Regions from separate parts of the Homo sapiens genome. Here region 2 is linked to region 1. A link is an interaction called in ENCODE POLR2A ChIA-PET data of the cell type or tissue named here. Cell type or tissue: PC-3. All regions are shown on one strand. Each heading gives the region's core, and the rest is flanking DNA. Links, peaks and the distances in the headings are about the cores only. Region 1 overlaps CERS6 (ceramide synthase 6). Region 2 has its middle 33 kb from the start of STK39.

Region 1 (8,000 bases), core at 1-8,000:
CTATCTGGTCACTGTTTATTTACATATAAATTTCTGCCATATAAAAGAAACTGAAAATATATTAAAAGGTTACCGGTATTTGTTGCCAAACAATGGGATTATGGCTTACTTTATATTCTTTAAAAAATGTTTTTCTGTATTTTTCAACATCTTAAAATGAGAGTTCAAATTTTTAATGCCAAAAATTAAAAGTAAGTATTGTTAAAAATAGAGATGAACAAGATGGTCTCTATCCCAGGTAAGACTCAAAACCTCAATGATACAAAAATCTAACATGGAAAGCCCTGAGACAGCTACAATTTAGCTAACTCCACGGGGCTCTTCTAGCAAAGGGCTACACTGTGACTGAGACAAAGGAGAAAACAAATGGAATAAAAATAAAAGGCCATTTTTAGTACCTGTACAGATAGAAAAAAAAGGATGGCATTCAAGGCAATGAGAACACCAAAAGACATGAAACTATGCAACTAGATGAAATTACTCCAAAAAAAGTGTTATCAACACTAAATAAATATAGTTAAGAGAATCTCTGATGCCACCAGAAAAGAAATTGCTTCTTCCTGGGCCTGGAGACACCACAGAACTTCTCTATTTTCTCATCTACATAACGAAAATCATAATTACACTCTGTTTCATGTTGGGATTTTCTAAATCACTGGCACCTTGGGAGCAACTGGAATGGGACAGAGATAGGGGAGGATGGCATGCAGAGTAGTGTGCAGTAAGAAGACAATTTTCTTCTTAGGAAAAATATGAATTGTTCTCTAGTAGCATCATATAGTAGAAAGAACAATTCCTCTGGTGCAAACTCATATCCCAGGTGCACCTACTCTGAGCCTAGATTGTTGGAAAGCAGTTTAATATTTCTGAACCCTAGTTACTATGCTTACAAAATGAAGACAATAAAATCTACCTGGCAAATTTTGTCTGAGCACCTCTCACAATGGAGCCCAAATTTGGAAAATATTCAGCAAGTGCTGGTTCTCCTTAAATTTTCATGACAAGAAACATACTTTTCACACATCAGAAGGTGCCCTCGTCTGTGGTGGTCACTGACCTTTTTTTTTTTTTTTTGAGACAGAGTCTCGCTCTGTTGCCCAGGCTGGAGTGCAGTGGAGCGATCCTGCCTCACTGCAACCTCCACCTCTCAGGTTCAAGCAACTCTCCTGCCTTAGCCTCCCGAGTAACTGGAAGTATAGGCACCTGCCACCACGCCTGGCTAATTTTGTATTTTTAGTAGAGACGGGGTTTCACCATGTTGGTCATGCTGGTCTCAAACTCCTGAGCTCAGGTGATCCACCCGCCTTGGCCTCCCAAAGTGCTGGGATTACAGACGTGAGCCACCGCACCCGGACAGTCAGTGACTTTTAATGGGAAACATGTTATGGGAAGAGCATAAGATGCACAGATTTGTGAAAGAGCCAGAAAACTTCCAGCTTACTATGTCATTTGGTCCAACTGCCTTTCTCCAAGCCAGATTTTTCTCTAGAGAGAGCATTCAAAAACTTCCTTTAGGCATGAAATCTCCCTGTATGTTTCTTTGCAATTTCCTGTGAATCTATAATTATTTCAAAATAAAAAGTTGTTTTTTAATCTTCCCTAAGTGTCCTATTTTAGTTTTTCATCATACTCAAAATGTTCTTCCTGTGTCATTCCTTCTTGCTGAAATGTAAACCCATTTCCTCTTTTCTCAGTCCTCTAGAGAGATGGTGCAGTCTATAACCTCCTCAAATATTTCAAAACACAGATTAAGTCATCTTGCATTCTTCTCTCTTCCAGAATAAACAGCCTGAATCCTATAAACCTTTCCTCATCCATCTTTTTCTTTTCTAACTTTAATTTTTTTTAATTAAGGATTGTTTTCTGAATCTATCTTCATTTTATTATTTTTTAAAAGTGGAAAAGACCCTTAGACAGTGGTTGCTTTTATTAATAAATAACCATTGGCAAAGGCTTTTTGTGGTAGTAGCTAAAAACGATTCACAAGAAACTTTCTAAAAATCATAGCTTAATCTTAAATAGCAGTAATAAACAGGTCAGTCAGTCTAGTCCATACCAACCTCATCTGAGGAGTTGATCACTTCAGATCAGAGACCAAAAGGCCATCACATTCAAAACCTAAGAGCTGGGATCCTTGGAAAGTCCAAGGTAATGTGAGAAATGTCAAAACTGCCGCTCCTTGCTACACATTCCCAGGATTCTAGGAAAAAGTACCCTAGACTTAAGATATTTCATTATGAGTTCACTTCAACTATTAAAGAAACACAGAATCTAGCTGTTAAAGGATGAAGCTCATAAAATTCAAACAAATTATGTCTTCATCTTAAACAATGAAACATATGTTCCTGTATTCTGCATAAAACCAGATATAAAAAAACATCAAATTGTAGAAGAACAATTGCATGGTATGTATTTATATACGAAAATACCCTTGTCGAGAAAGTCTTTAAGATATTACCACTATATGTTAGCCAATATTTGCACAGTATTGTGGTACTTGTAAAATTACAGTAATTGTCAAAGAATCTTTTGGGAATCTGTAATGTCTGAGTAAGGCAGTATCTTCTCTGCACATGGAGAATGATACTGTCTGCCCCTCTCATGGAAGGATATAACTGCACCCTCACAGAATTTTGCTGTCAGCCATGCCACTGTACCTCACTGAATGCGATTTGGCAACTCCATCTCTAACTGCTGCTTCCAGCACAGCCTGTCAGCTTTTGACATGTCACACAAATCCGAAGTGCCTCAAAATTCCCTTTAACCATACCCCTCGGCACTCTTACAGACACGTTCCCTGTCACTGCCCTCAAGCAGCTCACTCTGTGTGGGGGCCTGGGCCTCCCTTATCATTCATCTTCCTCAGATGACCAGCCAAGAAACACATAGCTGCGAGAAGCAGGCCTTCAGCGCCTCTACACAGACTGTCTTATAGGCCCCTGTGACTGCTGGATTTGTCCAGAAATCCCCAAATTGCCCCTGAAGCTAAATGTCAGGTCTTGGGGGTGGGGGTGGGATTCCAAGCCTTCCTGTAATGCATTAATCCTTTAATTCCATTATATTTTCTAGGTGCCTTACAATTCACCAAGTCCTTTCACATTTGATCTCAGTCAACCCTCAAAATGTCCCTGAGGAATAAGCAAATAGATATTATCATCACTGCTTCACAAATGAGGAAAAGATTCTGGTGTTTCAGTAACTTGAACTAAAAACTGAAGAGATGAATGCCAATACAGATTCCTGTCATTCTGCTCCAAGGACTGAGCCCTCTAACATTTCTGACTTTGTTGAGTTGGTGACACATGTTTATGAGTCTGTGAACATTCCTTTTGGCCTAGATATTAATACTACAAGGGATTATCCATTGGTGCCTCAAAACCCACAAAATTTGGTCATCAATGATCGGTACCTGGTTTTACTCCTGATCTACCACAGAAGACTTTTGGTTATATGCAGAGTTTAATGAGGATGAGGCCCTTTATTTTTCTGGTGGATTACTGATAACAGAATGACTTTATAGAATTTCAAAAAACAGAGTCACCAACTCCATAAAGGTTTTCATTAAAACTCATGGTCTCTTAGTATGCTAAAACTCCCCCCAGAAGAATCTGACAGCCTAACACCACTACTTACCATGTGCCTGTTTCACAATCGAGGATGACTGAGAACAACAGAAAGAATGAGACAATGACAGTAGAATCCTTCACACTGACAGAAATGGAGAATAATTAAGAAAGTTGATTCTCAACATCAACAAACTAGTTTGTCCACTATAAAATGGTAAAGTTGAATGAGACAGCACATGCTCCTGGCACAATGGATGCCATGACAGAGTGGCCCTCATGATGGCTTGGTCTCCATAACCCCTCACCCTATTATCACTTAACAACCCCTATGGTCCCAGCAAACTCCTTTATATAGACAGAGATCAAGTCTGATGATGGCATTACAATATTATTTCATTGTCACAATCGTTTATTTGAATTCAAGGCCTTATACTTTTTACAAGTACTTTCAATTCTCTTAATTTCATTTAACTTCACAATCACTATTACCTAAGATTTAAAGGTGAGGAAACTGAGGTCCAGAGAAAGTAGTACTCCCAAACCTATTAGAAAAGCTGTTGCTAGAACACACAGCTTCTCTCATTTGGCTGCTTTCTCCTGTTTTTTGTTTGTCTGTTTGTTTCCCTCATATTTGACATGCTATCCCAGCAGTGACTCATGCTATAAAACTATGAACCTCTAGTTCTTCTACAACTTCTGCCTAACTCCCTTATGTCAGCACTGGGCAATATCTGTTCACAGTACATGCTTCAATGTAGCTTAGAGGTTACTCTCCCAAAGAGTATTGGTCAGGATCTAGTCAGGAAAACAGAAATCACAAATTATTTTAACAGAATTTAAAATAAGAAATAGTTAAATTGATATTAGAGTACTAAAAGACACAAAGGAAACCCTGAGATGTCACAGAGGAGGTAGGAACAGCCACCAGCCCTAGGGCTGGGAGGAAGAGTAGGGACTGGGGAAGAACCCAGACCCCTGATGAGGGGGCAGCCCCCCACTAGAGATGGCTTTAAGAGATTGCTGGGGAAAAGTAAGAAACCAGAATCAATCATTGAAAACAAAACACTCCTGCTGGGTGTAGAACAGCTGCTGATGAAATAATTTTTAGGGCAGTGAAACTACCTTCTGTAATACTATAATAGTAAATACATGGTGCAATGGTTTGAATGTGTCCCTCAAAATTAACATATTGAAAACACAATCCCCAATGGAACAGTGTTGGAAGGTGGGGACTAATGGGAGGTGTTTAGGTCATGAGGGCACTACCTTCATGAATGGGTTAATGTCATGTAAAAAGGGCTCATGGAGGCTGGGCATGATGGCTCACACCTGCAATCCCAGCATTTTTGGAAGGTCTAGGTGGGCAGATCACTCAAGCTCAGGAGTTTGAGACCAGGCTGGGCAACATGGCAAAATCCCATCTCTACAAAAAATGCAAAAATTAGCCTGGTGTGGTGGTGCACACCTGTAGTCCCAGCTACTTGGGAGGTTGAGGTGGGAAGATTGCTTGAGCCTGGGAGGTGGAGGGTACAGTGAGCTGAGATACTACTACTTAAGTCTAGCCTGGGCAATAGCGCCAAACTCTAAATCCAAAAAAATGGATGGCGGGGGGGCCCTCAAGGAAATGAGTTCACTCCCTCTTGCTCTTCTGTTCTTCTGCCATGGGAAGAACGGCATTCCTCCACTCCAGAGGATGCAGCCTTCAAGGTGCCATCTTGGAAGCAGAGACTTGGCCCTTACTAGCCACCACACCCGCCACTGCCTGATCTTAAACTTCCCAGCCTCTAGAACTGTGAGAAATAAATTTAATTCTTTGCAAACTACCCAGTGTCAGGTATTTTATTACAGCAGCATAAAATGGACTAGGACACATGGCATTATAAATCTGCATAAACCCACAGAATGTACAACACCAAGAAGGAACCCTAAAGTAAACCATGGACTTTGGGTGATAATAATATGACATAGGTTAATCGACTGCAACAAATGTACTCTCTGCTGGCAGATGTTAATAACAAAGGAGTCTACGCATGTGTAGGGACAGGGATATGGGAAATCTCTGTACTTTCTAATTCAATCTTGATGTGAACCTAAAACTGCTCTTAAAAATAAAGTCTGTTTTTAAATAAAGAAGAAAAATCCACTGATGCTAAGGGGATACTTTCAGGAAAGGAGGCAAACAGGATAAGCATGTCCAGTCTTCCTCTTCCAGCCAAGCAGCCTCCCTCTAGAACCTTCTGTTGACAGAAACTATAGGGAAGAAGCCGGCAAAGGAGAAACATGGTTTTAGAGCCTCAGCCCCAGTGTCACAAACAAAATATGAAGGGTGGATTTGGAGCCAAGAGATAATGGCTTAATAACCAGCACAGAGTGTTCTTCACGTGTTCAAACGCTTCAATCTGGGGATGCTCCTGCCAACTGGGCATCTATCTTCACTTGCTTTTTATAGCACAGGCTAATACAGAATTTGTTGAAGGCTGCTGGATAAGAAACTAAAGAGATACTAACTGACCAGGACATTTATTTTCTCCCTCTCTCATTCAAAACCTTCTGCTGTCAGGCCACTCGCACAGGGTGTGGAAACATCTGCATTCCAAACAATTTACTGTTTGTATTAAGAAGCCTCATTGTATAAAAAGCAGCTAAACAGCTTTAAAGGCAAGCTGTCATAGGTTCAAATCCTGATTTGATCACTTACTAGCTGTGAGATATTAAGTTAGTTTACCTCCCTGAGTCAGTTTTTCTGTAATACAGTTATATCACCTGGACCATATGGCTGTTTAAAGAATTAAATGATACACTGGTGTGAAGTGCCTGGCACATATACAGGCAAATGCTGGTTTTCTTCTCTTTGTATGAGAAAAATAACATATCAATAAGTTAAAGAGCTATTAATAACCAGCTTTTCTTTTTTGAGCTCTTCATCGTGTACTTCCAGTTGGTCTATGAACTGCTTGTGCTTCTAGGAGAATATCCCCTCAATGCCAGAAAACCTAAACAGCAATGGAAACTCACAGGATTAAAATCAAAGAGAAGCTCAAATAAGAGGCCTTAGAGAGCAAACTTTGAAGCTAACAAAGGCAAAACACAGCTTACTCATAAGGAGCAAATAGGAGAAAACAGAATGAAATATTCACTTGGCTCTTAATAAGGAAACATGCATATCCTCTTGGGGGACATTTTGTTTTCTTAATGCAAATTTGCATTACCCAAACAATGGATACAGATCCACATTATTTTTTAAGAGATTAGTATTCTCTTGATTTATTGTAATCCTTAAATAGCCACAACCCTAGGGGCATCATTAGAAAGCACACTGAGTGGACATAATGGTATTAAACTCTCAAAATTCTTTGATAGGAGCATTTATGAGAAATAACCAAATGTGCAAGTAAATATCAAAGCTCAATTAAATTTTTAAAATGAAGGTCATTTCCATTTAAAGCTCAGTGGTAGACTCAATCAATGAGGCATTTTCCTAAGGGGCAACAGCTCATAGAGTGACTTAAATGAGTTCTTATTTAAAGACCTGCAGAGAAGGGTCATAAAATGCTAGTAATGATGGTGTGATAATTGTAAGAAAAGGGCATTTTACCATAAAAATTTTTTTGAAAGGCAAAAGTCAAGTTTTTCTTTGTCCCCATTAGGGACTTACCAAAATAAAATCATTTCACAGGGGCTCGGGCCGTTGTATAGGACTTTGAATACCCTCTGGCCCAAAAGCCCATTGAATGTTTAAATTTCCTCAAGCCTCGTCATCACTGACAAGGGATTATTTACCCCATTACAAGAATTGTGACCCAAGAACCATAAGCATTGGTATTTTCTGGTAGATATATTAAAAATGCAGACTCTCAGGCCCAATTCTAGGCCAACTCAAATCAGATTTTGTGTTTTAACAAAAATCCCCAAATAACTGCCATACACAATGCAGTTTGAGATGCTGTACTTCGTCCAGTGTTTCTTAAGGTGTGGTCTCCAGACCAACAGCCTCAGCCTCACCTGAGAAGCAGATAAAAATACAAATTCTGGGGACCTGTCCCAGCCCTACTAAATCAACAACTCTGGGCGTGGGGCCTAGCAACCTGGGTTTAACAAGCCCTCCAGGTAATCCCGAGGCATGCTGAAGCTTGAGAACCACTGCCTTGGCCTGGACTTGAACAGACTGGTCTTAAGGAATGAAGGAATTCTCTAAAGCAGCCCACACTGCACCTGTGGGCACCACCCTAAGGAAATTCTTCCTTAGAACTGAACCTAAATGTCTCTCCATAGCTCTGCCAACTGAGCCTTTCCTACCAAGAGGAATAAAGACAAACTTTCTTCCACATGACAATCCTCCAACATCCAAAAATAGCTATGATATTATGCATCTTTTTTTCTTCAGGAAAAATGTCCACATAGCTAGAGATACAGACATAGACACAGATATATAGT
Region 2 (16,524 bases), core at 4,881-12,880, 250 kb after region 1:
ACTTGACCAGGAAGGTAGCATCGTATAAGGACAGCACCTTGTTTCAGAAATGATTAAATGTAGAAAAATTAGAAAACTCACATGACTGGAAGCTTGCAATTGTTCAGGGGATGGGGGGCGGGGTGCTAGATAAATGTAACAGATACTCATGACACTCACTCAATCCCAGGGACATTCCTCTTCAATGCCTTCCACTATCCATCCACTTTCCCTCAGTTCTTGTCAATTTTCCTTCAAGGTCCTTATACGCATGTTCGTGTCAAGGGTGCCGATGAATTTTTTAAAAGCTCTATTTTGTACTTTGGTAGTTAAAAACTGTGCTTTTAGCCAGATGTGGTGGCTCACTCCTGTAATCCTAGCACTTTGGGAGGTCAAGGCAGGTGGATTACCTGAGGTCAGGAGTTTGAGACCAGCCTCACCAACATGGTAAAACCCCGTCTCTACTAAAAGTACAAAAAAATAATTAGCCAGGCATGGTGGTGTGTGCCTGTAATCCCAGCTACTTGGGAGGCTGAGGCAGGAGAATCGCTTGAACCCGGGAGGCAGAGGTTGCAGTGAGCCAAAATCCCACCGCTGCACTCCAGCCTGGGCAACAGAGCGGACTCCTGGGGTGGGCTGCAGTTTCAAGCTATTGTTCTCAGACTCCCGTAATCTTAGGTAAGTCAAGTGACCAAGTTTATGATAACTCTTTTGATTTTTGCCTTCCCAAGATCAGACTCTAAACTCAGAAAACAGGCTGGGTGTAGTGGCTCACGCCTGTAATCTCAGCACTTTGGGAGGCTGAGGCCAGCAGATCGCTAGAGGTCAGGAGTTCAAGACCAGCCTGCCCAACATGGTGAAACCCCATTTCTACCAAAAATACAAAAAAATTAGCTGGGTATCATGACACACACCCCTAGTCCCAGCCACTTGGGAGGCTGAGACACAAGAATCACTTGAACCCAGGAGGCAGAGGTTGCAGTGAGCTGAGATCGTGCCACTGCACTCCAGCCTGGGCAACAGAGAGAGACTCTGTCTCAAAAAAAAAAAAAATTTTGAAAAATAAAAAAATAAACTCAGAAAACAAAAACATACAAGAAACTCCACATTTTTTTTAGGATGTCTTTTTCACCCAAAACTATCTTTGAGATCTCCCAAAGAAGGGACTGTGGAAAATCACAAAGATTTGTTCTTTCATCTTATGAAAAGAAGAATATTGTCAACATTTAGGCTCATTTTATACTCCATATTTATCTTCTGTTGCTTTTATTTTCCCCCCTCCCCCAAGAGATGGGGTCTTGCTATGTGCCAAAGCTGGATTCATACTCCTAGGTTCAAGTGATCCTTCCAGCCTCCTAAGTAGCTGGGACTACAGGTGTGCACCACCATGCTAGGCCATGTTGCTTAATTAACTCAAAATTGCCCTAAGAATTTCATGAACAGAGTTGTCAAATCACAAGATACTTAATATTGGTAAAATGTGTTTAATATAAATGTTTCAGAGATTGTGCACTTTCCAGAAAGAAAAAGAAAGCCCTGGAAAAGTATCAATGCCTTCACTGTCCATGATATATTTTTATCTTCAGGAGACATAATGATCACTTCCTTATGTAACAGTAATAGTAACTGCAATAAAGGACATTCTCCTCCATTCTAATTGTACTGGTTATTGTAATAAATTAACAACAACCAATTAGTTGTGCCATTACAAGTAGTTCTCTTGTCCCCTAATGCTGTCCTGAAGGTTCTGCCACAAGCTATGAGATGAAAATTGGGTCTTCAATAAAGCAGTGTCGAGCCTCATGTGAAGGGCCACACCCTTCAAAAATAAGCCTCTGGCTGCTGGCTTTTGAGCTGACAAGACAGACAACTTTCAGACTATACCCTAGGACTGAGTTGACATTTCCAGGATTCTTTTTAGCCCAGAAGCAGGTGGCAGACTAATGATTCAAAATCCAGGGGTATAAGAATTAATTACATAGAATAGCATGAACCGATAGAGATGTTTACTTGTACTGGGTTTATTGGAAATGTTATTGGCATTATATGTATGTTCTATATTCTGCTCATATGTATACATGGAAGTCCCTTTTCTTTCTTCTTATTTTATCTGTAACTTTCTGTTTGGCTAAATAAGAAAGCATATTCAAAAGAAGCAAATACTCTTACTGAGCATTCTTATTTTTCATGGCAATATGGTTATTTGCATATGTTCAGTGAGAATGTCTCTTGCCTTTGCTAGAGAAAAAATGGAACATTATTTGTGCAACTAAGGCTAAACCTGATGTACCATACTTGTGACTAATTCTCTGCACTCAAGCGTAACAAGCTCACCATTAAGGAACCAGAGTTGTACTTTTATGTGGAATCAATGCTGTAAAAGCCCTTCCAGGAAAACTGGCTTGGTCTTATTCTATGGCTTTCAAGATCCCAGCCTCACAGGTAGTACGCAAGCTTACTCCTTAGCAGGCCAGAAGCTGTCAAATTTGGGGGTTCTTGAGCAGAGAGGAATTCACCCAAACTATAGGTAGTGCATTGGAGAGTCGCACGAACTTGGTTTTCTAGCCTTAGAATACAAAAGCAAATAATAGAGGCCTTTAAAAATCTATAATGACTTGTAAAAATGTCTGGCAGAAATTCGCTGGCTTCACACAGTTGTAGTTGCTTAATTCTCTATGGCTCTAGATTTGCTGAGCAAACTCAAGGGAGGAGGCTCGTTTGGTTAATTAACACTCCTCACTGCCTCTAGGTAAATAATAAAGCCAAAACACAACTAGATTAGACTTTTTTTTTAAGAATTATTTTTGGAGATAATTTGTTAAGAAAGGGAGAACGTAAAGAAAGGGAGGAGGCCAGGCGTGGTAGCTCACGTCTGTAATCCCAGCAATTTGGGAGGCCAAGGCAGGCAGATCACAAGGTCAGGAGTTTGAGACCAGCCAATATGGTGAAACCTCTTCTCTACCAAAAATACAAAACTTAGCTGGGCGTGGTGATGGGCGCCTGTTGTCCCAGCTACTCAGGATGCTGAGGCAGGAGAATCGCTTGAACCCAGGAGGCGGAGGTTGCAGTGAGCAGAGATCGTGCCAGTGCACTCCAGCCTGGGTGACAGAGCGAGACTCCGTCTCCAAAAAAAAAAAAAAAAAAAGAAAAGAAAGGGAGGAGAAATGTTAAGTAAAATTATCCAAAACATACATATTCATTTTTAAAATGTAATTGCTATTGAAAGCTTTTTTTTTTTTTCCTTTAAGATGGAATTTCGCTGTTGCCACCCAGGCTGGAGAGCAGTGGTGTGATCTTGGCTCACTGCATCCTCCCCCTCCAGGGTTCAAGGATTCTCCTGCCTCAGCCTCCTGAGTAGCTGGGATTTCAGGTGTGCGTCACACACCTGGCTAATTTTTGTATTTTTAGTAGAGACAGTGTTTCACCATGTTGGCCAGGCTGGTCTTGAACTCCTGACCTCAGGTGACCTGCCCACCTCGGCCTCCCAAAGTGCTGGGATTACAGGCGTGAGCCACCACGCCCAGCCTGAAAGCTTTTATTGAAAAATAAAATGGGTTATGAAACAATAAAACAAAGGGTTATACTAGAGAAAGATTGTTCAGATTACCTAGGACATTCTACAGTAAGAATGCTCAGCCTCAATTTCCCACAGATATTTCATGTACACCTAAACCATAATTTCCCCTATTTCCTACCAGTCCCACCAACTAATCTCCTGGTAGCTTTATGCATCTGGCAAGCGGCAGATAGCGCAACCAGCTGGAACACCAGGTGACTGACTGCAGTTTTGGATAGTTTTCTCATGTCCACTAGAGGAAAGGAGCATTCGCTTCTTGTACTAGTCACTTATGTCAGGATAAGCTTCCTTGTATCAGTGAGCACCCAGCATGTTGTTGTTTAAAGGAGATGATTGTTACACTGCCTGCAGGAAGGGTCTGGAAGATTACTACTAGTCATCTTTCAGACTTAACCACACAGAGAAGTGAGAACTCTGCTTGCTGTACATGTAACTCTCACGTAGAAGTTGGATGTGCATGATAAGCGTCTACCAACCCTGTCCTGGCTTATTATCATGCAACTTTAGTAAAAATGCTTCATTGAAAATGAAAAATCAGAGATAAATGTTAAACCAGGCAGGATATGGCTCTCCAGGGCCAGTGGGGACAGAGGATCTCCCTAACCATTCTGCCCTTATGAGAACCTTCCAATATCATTTTCAAAACTTCAGCCCAAGGCCTTGGATGTGCAAAGATCAGTCTGGGGACTCAGTTGGGAGGAGAGATTTAAGAGAGCTAAAACACACACACAAACACACAAAGACAAGGGGTCAGGGGAGGCAGTAACTACGGCTGTTGTTTTTTTTTTAATTTTTTGACCTTGTGAGGAATGCAGCAAAGTGAAGATGAAGAAAAAAAGAGAGAGAGAGAGAGAATAGAGATGAAGGTTGAATGAGATGGAAGAAAATAGGAGCCCAATCTGCAGAAATGACAGTGGGACTTTTTTTTTTTAAGCACAAGATTGTCTGATAGCATTTGAAAAGTGTTTGTATTACTCTTAATGCAAATCTCTTTGTTCCTGTATACCTTCATAGAGTCAGATATGCTCATGAATGTCCTGTAAGTTTTCTTTTTTATTTTGTTTTGTTTAGTGAAAATTAAGAAAAGTTTTTATCTGGGTTAATAAGAATAGCACCTTTATGATGCTGAGATGATCCTTAAACCTGACGTATTCAGTGGAAGGGAGTTTGGAGCCAAACCAGTCTCCTCATTCATATAAATCTTGGGGAGGGCACTAGGTTTTTAAAAGTTCTTCAGATGGGGAGAAGGAGCTTGCCAGCTGTGGGCCTGTTTGCCTGCAAATACTTCCTTTAACGTCTTCCCACTCTTTTTGGGTACTGAACGGGGGTGGCTATAAACCCAATTTCCCAGGCTCCATGGCTGCTGTTTACAGCCGGGTTCAGCCAGTGGGAGGCACTAGAGAAGCCAGGCTCCCTCTGCCTTGGGAAGTTCTCTTCCAGCAGCTGCAGGGGGAGGGGAAGGAGGGATCCAGGTAATCAGGCCCAGCGTGACAGCAGTCACCCCTATACTACCCCCTCCTCCTTCCGTCCCTCCAGCTTGAGCATGGTAGAGGCTTCCTGATGTTGCTAATATTTAGGTTGCTTTAATGGCCACATTTTGACATCTTAGCTTTTTTATTTCTGTGGGTAGACAATTCTCTGCATTAAAGATGCTCTAGTCTAAATATTCAGGAGGTTTCTCTTTCCAGGTTAAACTTAGGCTGAAACATCAGTTACCACGTGGATTACATAGCAAAACAAAAAACCTATCTGTTGTACAGACTTTGAGAAATTTCCACAAAATAGACTGCAGGTGCCACACAATTGTGGGTAGGGCTGTCCCAACTCAATGCACACCACATGTGAAAAACAAGTTTAACTTGAAAGTAAATAAGAGTGTGTCCTTCAAGAACAACACTGACATTCCCCACTCCACGCAGGAAGGGCTGGAGGCAAGAGGGGTTTCAGGAAGTCTGTGTGGGCCCAGATGAGTCCAGCACGTTCTACAGGGAGTTTTCCTCTAGCTAGGTCTGGAACAGAATATGCAGGTGCCCTTGGCTGTGCGGAAATATGCTGCCCCGTTAAACTGAATTTCTATTAAGCATCTATTTATAGAAGAGAGTAAACACCCCGTGAATAAAAGACAGAGAATGGTAGCAGCCCGAAGTCCCTTTTCTCTCCTCCCAAGCATTTGGCTCTGGTCCAAATTCACATATCCTGCTCCGTAAAACAAAGTGCCTTGGTTAACCTAACGTTATTCCTTGAACAGTAGTTTAGTGATCAACTAGTTTTTGTTGTTGTTGTTGTTTGAGACAGAGTCTCACTCTGTCGCCCAGGCTGGAGTGCAGTGGCGAGATCTCAGCTCACTGCAACCTCTGCTGCCCAGGTTCAAGGGATTCTCCTGCCTCAGCCTCCCAAGTAGCTGGTATTACAGGCACCTGCCACCGCGCCTGGCTAATTTTTTTTTTTTTTTTTTTTGTATTTTTAGTAGAGTTGGGGTTTCACCATCTTGGCCAGGCTGGTCTTGAACTCCTGACCTCGTAATCCACCTGCCTTGGCCTCCCAAAGTGCTGGGATTACAGACGTGAGCCACCGCGCTCTGCCCGTGATCAACTGGTTTTAAACATACAAATCCTTTGGGGATTTTATCTCAAACTTTACGTTTCTTAACAAAGAATTCCTTCCAAACACATACAATACTCCTTTTAAAGGAGGTCTTGGTAAATGCATTTCCTGGATTAGATTGTATTATTGATCTCAATTCCTTACCACGTCCTGCAACTACATTCTTTTCAAACCCTTGATGTCAGTGGACTGTCTTCCCTTCCCTTGATTTTGAACTAATTATAGGACTTGTGGCGAGTGATACTTGGGCAGAGTGCAGTGTGCCTGTTCTGAGCTTAGGCCATAGGAGACCATGAATCTTTCTGCATTTCCTTTTGCATTTCTGCCTTCACCCTGCTAGCCCACTGGGCCAAAGAGAATAAGAAACAAGTGGAGCAAAGTTGCCCCATCAGCTGATCCACAGGCTTAAGAGCAAACCCAGCCAAAATTAACAGAGCCAGCCATCTAACCCAGCGTAGATACCAACCCCACTACCCAGAAGGCACATAAACAATAGTAAATAACTATGATTTTTAGCCACTAAGTTTTGGGGTGATCTGTTATGCAGTGGTAGATATGTTACCCCCTTATATATTGGTAGCTCAAACACCTGCCCAGTTGGTTCATCCCCCATTGTAGCTTGCATTTAGGTTTACACATGGTAAGGATAGCAGCGTCAGGAAAAGAGTAGGGACCCCACTATGGCTTACTGCTAATGAAGGCAACTGTGTGAGGCAAAGAAATGGGATAGTGGCCCAGCTATCTTCATGCTGCTGCAGGGACATAGTATACAAATATCCTGCCATAGCTCCCTCTGTTTCACTATATTTCCAGGGAATTTGGACCTCTAAGCCATGTGAAAAACACAATGACTATAACATGACGTGTTCTAGATCTAAGACTTTGCAACAGAAATCCACATAGACGAGGCAGAATTGGTTCCAACACCTGACTGATACGAATTATTTATGGAGCTCATATAAGTTTGGTAAACATGTGTAAGAGCCAATCAAAATGTTCCATGCTTAATAGGAAATACGTAGTAGATAGAATGGTAAATTAATTAACACAAATTCAGGGAGTTCATTTACAGCTTAAGCTTGGTAAACATGTAGTATTGCCTTTTAAACGTAAGTCTCTGAAGGACATGTAAAGGTTACTTACTGTGGCTGGCATTATCTGGAAGACCAAAGTAGAACTACCAAAGCAAAGCTAAAGCTAACTGAACTATAGCTGTGGATACCAGAACACTTTTGGCTTGGAGGTAGTAGCTGGGAAAAATAGATCTTCTGCACAGGTGGGGGAAATGCACATCCCAATCTACCCACCTGCAAGAAATGAAGCACTCTCCTTTCAGTTCAGTAGTTCATTTCTTGCAGGTGGGTAGATTGGGCGGTGCCCAGAATACTCTGTGAAGTAATCTTATTCTTGTGAAAGGGTGGAGAACTTGTAGTACCCTTAGGACATGAGGATAGTAATATTTAGCATCCAGCTGTTGTGAAGATTACTTCTAGCTGTTGTGAAGATTACTTAAATGGCATGTGTGGATCCTTTAGCACAAATCTTGTCTTATAATAAATGCACAATAAACACTAGCTATTGTGATTAGCGGTATAACTAGAATCTCTTTAGGATGATGGGAGAAAATCATCAGATATAGAAACATATATAACATTTTGAACAGCTGCAGCCAATCTGAATCATCACAGTAAGTTGTTCCTGAAGAAATAAGAAGTTTGGAAACTTCTAATGTATGCTTTCAACAAGACTGATAAAGACAATACATTGATAAAACTATGACACATAACCATGAAAAGGAAAATAATTGAGAGTAGGAAAGAGCTCTTGGAAATGCAAATCACAGCTCCTAAATTATAAACAATAAGAAGAAATAAAAGCAAATGAAATATGATAAAACTTTGATTCAGGGAATTAGGAAACATGTTCAAGAAATTTTCCCAGAACTTAAAAAGACAAATTCAAAATGATGAAAAAAAAAAAAAGGTTAGATGCCAGAGCACTAGCCCCTGCCTGTAGTCCTAGCTACTCAGGAGGATAAGGTGAGAGGATCACTTAAAGCCAGGAGTTGGAGGTGATAGTGTGCTATGATCACACCTGTGAATAGCCATTGCACTCCAGCCTGGGCAACATAGCAAGCCCCTGTCTCAAAAAGCAAAAAAAGAAAGGTAAATATGTTGTCATAAGTTTAAAGATCATTTGTATTTCTTTCTGTTCATATCCTATGCCTGTTTATTAATTGGGCTGTGAGTGTTTTGCTACCTAATTGCTGGCAACCCTATATTGGAGAGGGAATCATATTTTGTAGCGTTAGCTGCAAAAAATTTTCTAATTTATCACATATACTTCTTAAAATTATTCTAGGCAATCAAAGATTGGTCCATAATAAAAAAATTGAAATATGGACAGTGTAGTTTAACCATTAACAAAATAAAAATGTCAAATCACCAAAAGGGGAAAAAAGCAAGGATCCTAACACAACATAGTAAATAATTTTTAAAAAAACAGCAAGAAAGCATAAAATATATAAAAAAAGAAGGGAAACCATGTATATCCATTCCTTAATAAATACAAGTAACTTGAAGTTAAATAATAAAGATCTTCATATTGAGTCAAAAAATCATGTCCAAGTATAACTTGTTAATAAAAAGGTAAAAATAAAGTTATGTGTGAGAGTAAAACAAAGGAAAAGTGCCATTATTATTATCAAACTAGAAATTGAGAAAAAGATCATTAAATGGAACAAAGAATCATTTTATATTAAGGGTAGAATACACAACAGAAATACAGTATTAATTTCTATAAGCTAAATGATATAACTTTAAAATATGAAACTGACAAAACCATTAGTGGGAATATTTAAACATACCTCCATCTGTTTTTATATATCGAGTGGACAAAAATTAAATAAGAAAAGAGAGAAACTGAAAAAGCAAGTATAAGTACAAAGACAAATTTTTGAATAAACTCTGCCAGAGTTCAATTTTTCCATATGTATAAGAGTGAATCAAAATGTTCCATGCTTAATAAGAAATACATAGTAGATAGAACGGTAAATTAATTAACACAAATTTAGTGAGTTCATTTACAACTTAAGTGAGCAGATTAAATTTCTTAAAACAAATATTTTAGTAATGTGCTGGTAAATATTTTACAACCAGCTCTCTAGGGTAAGAAAAGAGCTGTGATTTTTAGCATTTGCCTATTTTGGTGGTGTCAATAATATTCCTACTCTGGCTTATTTCAAGCAAATAACATGAAGTCACTGAAAGCAGAGTTGGGAAGATATATTCCTCACTGGCTTTTGCAGGCTGGTGTGAGTAGGCTTTAGCACACAACTGATACATTTAATGACAAGTGAGCAAGCACATTTTCCTATAATGAACAAGTCTAACAAGCCTTCTAGTCACTCAAGCTTCATGGATAAATGGTCCAGTCTGGGGAGACACAGCAAAAACTTTATAATAAATAGTTAAGTATTACAAAAATCCACTTGCCTTTATCATGAAACATAAAAACAGGAACTGATTATAATGCTAACAAAAAACAGAGAATATGTAGATTTAAGACCAAATAATATCACTGCTACCCATAGCTAATCTCTGATGGTGTTCTTTGCTTATAGTATCTCCGTGGTCACCAAAATGGAAATAAAAAGTAAGAACAATTTCAACTTATCACTTAAGTACTTATATCTACAGATTATTCTCTTTTCAAAGCTTCTGATCAAATCGTAACCTGAAGTCTATCATTTTTTTATTCACACACACACACACACACACACACACACACACACAATTATACTCTACTGAGTATTCATTTCCTTTGAATATGAATTCTTGGTCAATATGTTATTTAATAATCACAAATTGTGAAAAAATTGAGAGAGGACATGATGAGATTGAACTTAAATATATAGAAATACGGCCATAAATGTCTACATGATTCTTTTAGTTTTTTGGTGGGGGAGGAATACGGTAAGGGAAGAAATTTAAAAAGAATCATGTAACAGATGTGGAAATGATGAGTAATACCTATCAGGAGAGAAATGTTTTAGGTTAATGATAAGCACATAAATGTATTTGCTCAGAGGGTTTATAAGCATTTAATTATGTAATTATGTACACAAGCATATTATGTACTATGTGGCAACAGAAACAGAATGTACTAAATTAGTGGATTTATGAGAGCATGTCTTGGTCAATTAGATGTTTTAAGGCATTGACAGGATCTAAATGTTTACAATCCTGTAACCACACAAACGAGACTGTTGGAGTTCGTCAGGTTGGAACAAAGGGTTCCTTTGCTGAGACTTAACTTTTTAGATACCTCTTCTAATTGCCCCACTGATTTAGTTAAGATTAGGTTCAGCTGGCTGGGCGGGGTGACTCATGCCTGTAATCCCAGCACTTCGGAAGGCCCAGGCAGGCGGATCATTTGAGGTCAGGAGTTGGAGACCAGCCTGACCAACATGGGGAAACCCTGTCTCTACTAAAGATACAAAGAAATTAGCCAGGCGTGGTGGTGCATGCCTGTAGTTCCAACTACTCGGGAGGCTGAGACAGGAGAATCGCTTGAACCTGGGAAGCGGAGTTTGCAGTGAGCTGAGATCGATTGAGCCACTGCTCTCCAGCCTGGGCGACAGAGTGAGACTCCATCTCAAAAACAAACAAACAAAACAAAACAAAACAAGACAAACAAAAAAAGATTAGGTTCAGCTGCAAATGACAGAAAACCCGAACTAACAATCAGCTAAACAGGAGAGAAATGAGTACTTCTTTCTTGTAGAGCTCTAGACAGGTGGTCCAGAGCTTTCCATGGCAAGGCTTTCCATGGTGACAGGGACCTGGACTCCTTCTACTTACTTCTTGTGTGTGGCCTTAACTTTATGGTGCCAGGTATGGTAACTCATGCCAAGCCACCAAATGGAGGAAAGGGAGAATGGGAGACAATGGGTGTTTGGGAGCTGTCTGGTAAGGAAGGTTCCTGGAAAGTGCCATACTCTACCTCCTCCTAAATCCCACTGATGACAGAACTAATCTTAGCTGCAATGGAGGCTCAAAAATGTTCTATTTATTTCTGACTTCCATGGACTCAGCCAAATATTTTATTATTGTGAAAGAAAAAGAGAAGGCATGTTGAGGTACCCGTAAGGTACTGATACTTGTTGCCTAAATACCAGTGATTAGAACTACCAAGAAGATCCTACTACTGCTGATCAAGGAGGCTTTTATCCATGTAACATATTAAAATGAAAAAAAGTATATGTGCATGATGTAAGTGCTAATTATGTGTTTTATGGAAGGATTCACTAAGACGGAGGATTTTAGTGAAATATAGGAGGCTTTTGAATAGAGCAGCAGGTGAAATGAGATGAGGAAGGCTTAGATGACAAGTCATAGAGACATTCTGGGTCGGCTTGCTCAAGAGCACCTTGAGTGAGTCACCTGTTAATTAGTACAGTGCCATTTAAAGTTTGTCTATAGACCAGTAGCAGCACCATCACCTGAAAGTTTGTCTGAAACGCAGCACTTGAGCCCCAACCCAGACCTAATGAACAAGAATTTCAGGAGATGAGGGGACAGGAACCTGTGTTCTAATAAGCACTCTGGGTGATTTTTAAGTGCTAAAAGAAGCATTGTTGTAGTAGATGGGCTTGAGCAATATAAATAATCTTAAGTTTTAAAAATCCACCTTGCTTGAACAATGTAAACACACTAAGTTTTAAAAATCCACCTTGCTTCCCTCATAATCCTTGTATATGAGAAAACATTAGAGCTGAATACAGAAGTCAGCATTAGTAAAATAAAATGGAATATTTACATATTTATGAAATAAAAACTTTCTTACATTCTTAAGAATAAATTATTTCCTATACCCCCATACATACAAGTATTTATTTATTCATAACTACCAACTGACATTATTCTTGATATGGGAAAATTAGACACATTCTCATTAAATCACAAGCAAGATATCAATACAATCATTATTTTTTACTATTGTCTTTTCAGAGTTAGCCAATGCAATTTGTCTCCAAATCAAAGTAAATATGATAAATACTAGAAAGGATGGCGTAAATTTGTCATTATTTATAAATCATATGATTGTCCTATTTTTAGAGAAATAAACTTGCTTAAAGAATCATGTAAGGCTGGGCATGATGGCTCACACCTGTAATCCTGGCCCAAAGAAGGCTGAGGTGGGCAGATCTCTTGAGCTCAGGAGTTCAAGACCAGCCTGGGCAACATGAGGAAATCCCATTTCTATAAAACACAAAACAAAACAATACAAAACAAAAATTAGCCATGTGTAGTGGCAGATGCCTGTAGTCTGAACTACTTGGGAGGCTGTGGTGGGAGGATCACTTGAGCCTGGGAGGTCGAGGCTGCAGTGATCTGTGAATATGCCACTGTACTCAAGCCTGGGTGACAGAATGAGACCTTGTCTCAAAAAGAAAAAAAAATCATGTGAAAACTGGGGAAAAACCTAGCACTATAAATATGCCAATTTTCCAAAGTCTAATCTAGGTAATTAGTGACATTGAACCAAAATTTAATTTTAAAAATACATAAAACAATCTTAAAGTTCATCGATGAGCAAAAATACCTATGAAAATTTTGGGGAGAAAACTGAGATCTTGGTTTACCATATATTATATGCACAAAAAAAGAGAAGGAAAATAAAACATTGCAGTAGTCAAACCACAATAGGAGGGCAAAACAATAGAACAAAATGGAAAATATATAGAATACATTATTTGTATATATAAAAGTATATACACAAATATTTGTATATATACAAGTATATACAATATTTGTATATATACAAGTATATACAAATATTTGTATATATACAAGTATATACAAATATTTGTATATATACAAGTATATACAAATATTTGTATATATACAAGTATATTCAAATATATAGAATCAGATATATATATATATACATATAATTTAATGTATGAAAAAAGAAGCATTTCAAACTAGTAGGGAATGAGCAGCCTAGTCAATAAATGGCACTCTTCATATGCTTTGACCCAGTAATATGTGTATAAAGGGATATCCCAAATACTCATAAGTATATTTTTAGTACATGACAATGGTGGCATTTTAGAATGAGAAAAAATATCATTTACTGACTCCATGGCACAGGGATAATGGGTTATATTATCTATTATGTGAGAAATAAAATTATGTTCCTGTCTCCTATCACACAAAATAAAAAGACTAAAACATTAAATTATTTAATGGATGAAAATGCAAATTAAAGTTAAAATAAGATACTGTCTTAAACTTATCAGATGAGAGAAAGTTTGGTATCACACTATGTTGGTGAATATGTAGAAGGAACAGAAACATTAAAATATTATTTGTAATGTATAAATAGTTCTCTAGAAGACTATATGGCAATATCCATAAAAATTTAAAACACTCATCCTCTTTAATTCAATGCTATCAGTCAGTCAGCCTTCTCCAGAGAAACAGACTCAATGGAATACATGTATAAAGAGTGTTATTTTAAGGGATTGGTGCAGATGATTGTAGGGTCTGGCAAGTCTAAAATATGTGGGGCAGGCCAGCAGGCTGAGAATTCAGGCAGGAGTTAATGCTACAGTGTTGGGGAAGAAGTCATCCTTTTTCTGAAAACCTTAGTGTTTGCTGTTAAGGCCTTCAACAGATTAGATGAGACCCATCCATATTTTTAAGGGTAATCTTTGCTTAAAGTCAACCGATTGTAAATATTAACCGTAATATCTTAATAGCATACCTAGATTTGATTAAATAACTGGATACTATAGCCTAGCCAAGTGACATATAAAACTATCACACTCGCCAATCTTCATTTTTAAGAGTTTACATAAAGATATACTTTCACATATAAAATTTTGTATTTACACACACATATGGAAAATCTTTTGCAGCATTTTTTATGATAACAAAAGACTAGGAACAATCTAAGTGCAGGGAAACAGAGCTGGTTAAATACTGTGTATACTGAGATGAAATAATAACTGAAATATTGTTAGGTTAAAAAACAAGATACGGTTTTGTGTGAAAATATCTTTAAAAGGAATTCATACTTGTATGTATTTAATATGCATAGACTATCTCTAGAAGTATATACAAAAACCGGGTGGCAAAGTAATGGCTAGGATAGAGACTCACCTTTTACTTGTATAGTCTTTGCACCTTTCAAATTTTGAGCTATATATAAATGACTATGTTAAACATTCCCAATATTCATTAATTAAAAAGTAGACTGGCTATGCATCTCCACAATGGCTAAAATTAAAAAGACTGACAGTGCTAAATGCTGGCTAAGATGTGGAGTAACCATAATTCTCATGTACTCTTGGTGGGACTATAAAATTGTACAACCATTTTAAAAAGTCTTGGCAATTCACTGCAAAACTTAACATATACCTACCCAAGAGCCTAATAATTTTACTCCTAGGTGTTTACCTAAGAAAAATGAAAGCATATGTGAACAAAAAAGACAATTGTACCAGAACATTCATAACAGCTTTATTTGCAATAGCCAAAAACTAGAAACAGCCCAGGTGTTCATCAGCAAAAGAATGGCTGAACCTACTGTGGTATATTCATAGAATGGAATACTACTTGGTAAAAAAATGAAAGAAACTGCTCCTAGATGCAACAGTATGGATAAATTTCAAAAACATTATGCTGAGTGAAAGATGTTTTTAACAAAAGACTACATATAATTCCATTTTCATAAACTTCTAGAACAGGTAAAATCCATGATGGAGAAAACTAGAAGAGTGGTTGCCTCTGAAGGGCAAGGTAAGTGTTGACTGAGAAGGGAAGGAAGGCATTTTCTGGGGTTCATAGTAATGTTTTATAACTTAATAGAGGTTCGGGTTTACATGTTAAAAACTTATAGAATGATACACGTAAGATTTGGGTATTTCATTGTAAATTTCACCTTAAAAATCTTAAATATTGAACTCTAATTAATTATATGCATGCACAGTTAGTTTTTTTTTTTTGCCTATCAGGGCAGGAAAGTTGGTTTGTTTTCAATGTAAATATATAGTAGTGGCTAGGACTCAGTGAAATGGGCACTGTTATACACTTATTAATGGGAATGTTAATGTGCAAATATGTTTATTATGTCATTATTCATAATATCAATTAATTGGAATTGATTTTTTAAATTGACAATATTTTAAAGTTAATGTAAGATGGAATACGAAGCAAACATTTTTAAAATTGTAGAACATCAATTGCAAGGAAACATGTTCAGGGATGTTTTAAAATAAAAATTTTATTTAAAAAGTGAATACATCAAATTGCACGGGCGCAGTGACTCACACCTGCAATCCCAGCACTTTGGGAGGCCATGGTGGCAGATAGATCACTTGAGGCCAGGAGTTTGAGACCAGCCTGGTCAACATGCTGAAACCCTGTCTCTACTAAAAAATTTTTAAAAATTAGCCAGGTGCAGTGGCACACGCCTGGAATCCCAACTACTGGGGAGGCTGAGGTATGAGAATCGCTTCAGCCTGGGAGGCAGAGGTTGCAGTGAACGGAGATCATGCCACTGCACTCCAGCCTGGGTGACAGAGTAAGACTCTGTCTCAAAAAAAAAAAAGAAAAGAAAAGAGGTCGGGTGCGATGGCTCACGCCTATAATCCCAGCACTTTGGGAGGCTGAGGTGGGCGGATCACGAGGTCAGGAGATGGAGACCATCCTGGCTAACGCGGTGAAACCCTGTCTCTACTAAAAAATACAAAAAATTAGCCGGGCGTGGTGGCGGGCACCTGTAGTCCCATCTACTCGGGAGGCTGAGACAGGAGAATGGCGTGAACTCGGGAGGCGGAGCTTGCAGTGAGCTGAGATCACACCACTGCACTCCAGCCTGGGCGACAAGGGGAGACTCAGTCTCAGAAAAAAAAAAAAGAAAAGAAATAATAATAAAAAAAGAAAGAAAGCAAATATATCAAATTATATAAAAATGTTTCTATATTTAGAAAATGTACTGGTAACAGATAAACTAAAATTTTATTAAGGTTATTTTACAGTAGTATACCATATACTATTTTTATTCCTCTTCCTGCATTTCAGTACTATTCAAATTTTCTATAATTAACATACATTAATTTTGAGTAGAAAATAGAGTGCTATTCTTGAAAGTAAATAACTCAAATTTTTGTAGGAGTCAGAAAATTTAAAGAAAGTTAACTGAGACTAGTAGTTAGCTGTATAACAAGTCACCCCAATACATAGTCTTTAAAATAATAACCATTTATTTAATTCATGATTCTGTGGGTCAGTAATGTGGGCTAGGCTGAGCTGGGTGGTTCTTCTGGTCTCAGCTGGGCTAATTTACATGAC

Evidence for each region. ChIA-PET counts read pairs that join two places held together with the same protein. Peaks named below come from ENCODE experiments on the same cell type or tissue, not always from the same donor. Only the 100,000 strongest peaks of a DNase experiment are listed, where the experiment ranks them.
Region 2: POLR2A ChIA-PET joins it to region 1 with 10 read pairs; 2 of 35 experiments call an interaction of 5 or more read pairs at or near these places.

The regions. Positions count from the first base shown.
Region 1 is chr2:168,524,895-168,532,894 of GRCh38, reverse strand. The region is part of intron 1 of CERS6 (ceramide synthase 6); the gene reads right to left. Among named protein-coding and RNA genes, the nearest start is that of MIR4774, 54 kb to the left of the region's middle. In PC-3, for the core only: no CTCF peak of the experiment used is centred there; no DNase peak of the experiment used is centred there; H3K27ac peaks cover 1,585 bases.
Region 2 is chr2:168,272,529-168,289,052 of GRCh38, reverse strand. No RefSeq gene overlaps it. Among named protein-coding and RNA genes, the nearest start is that of STK39, 33 kb to the right of the region's middle. In PC-3, for the core only: no CTCF peak of the experiment used is centred there; no DNase peak of the experiment used is centred there; H3K27ac peaks cover 397 bases.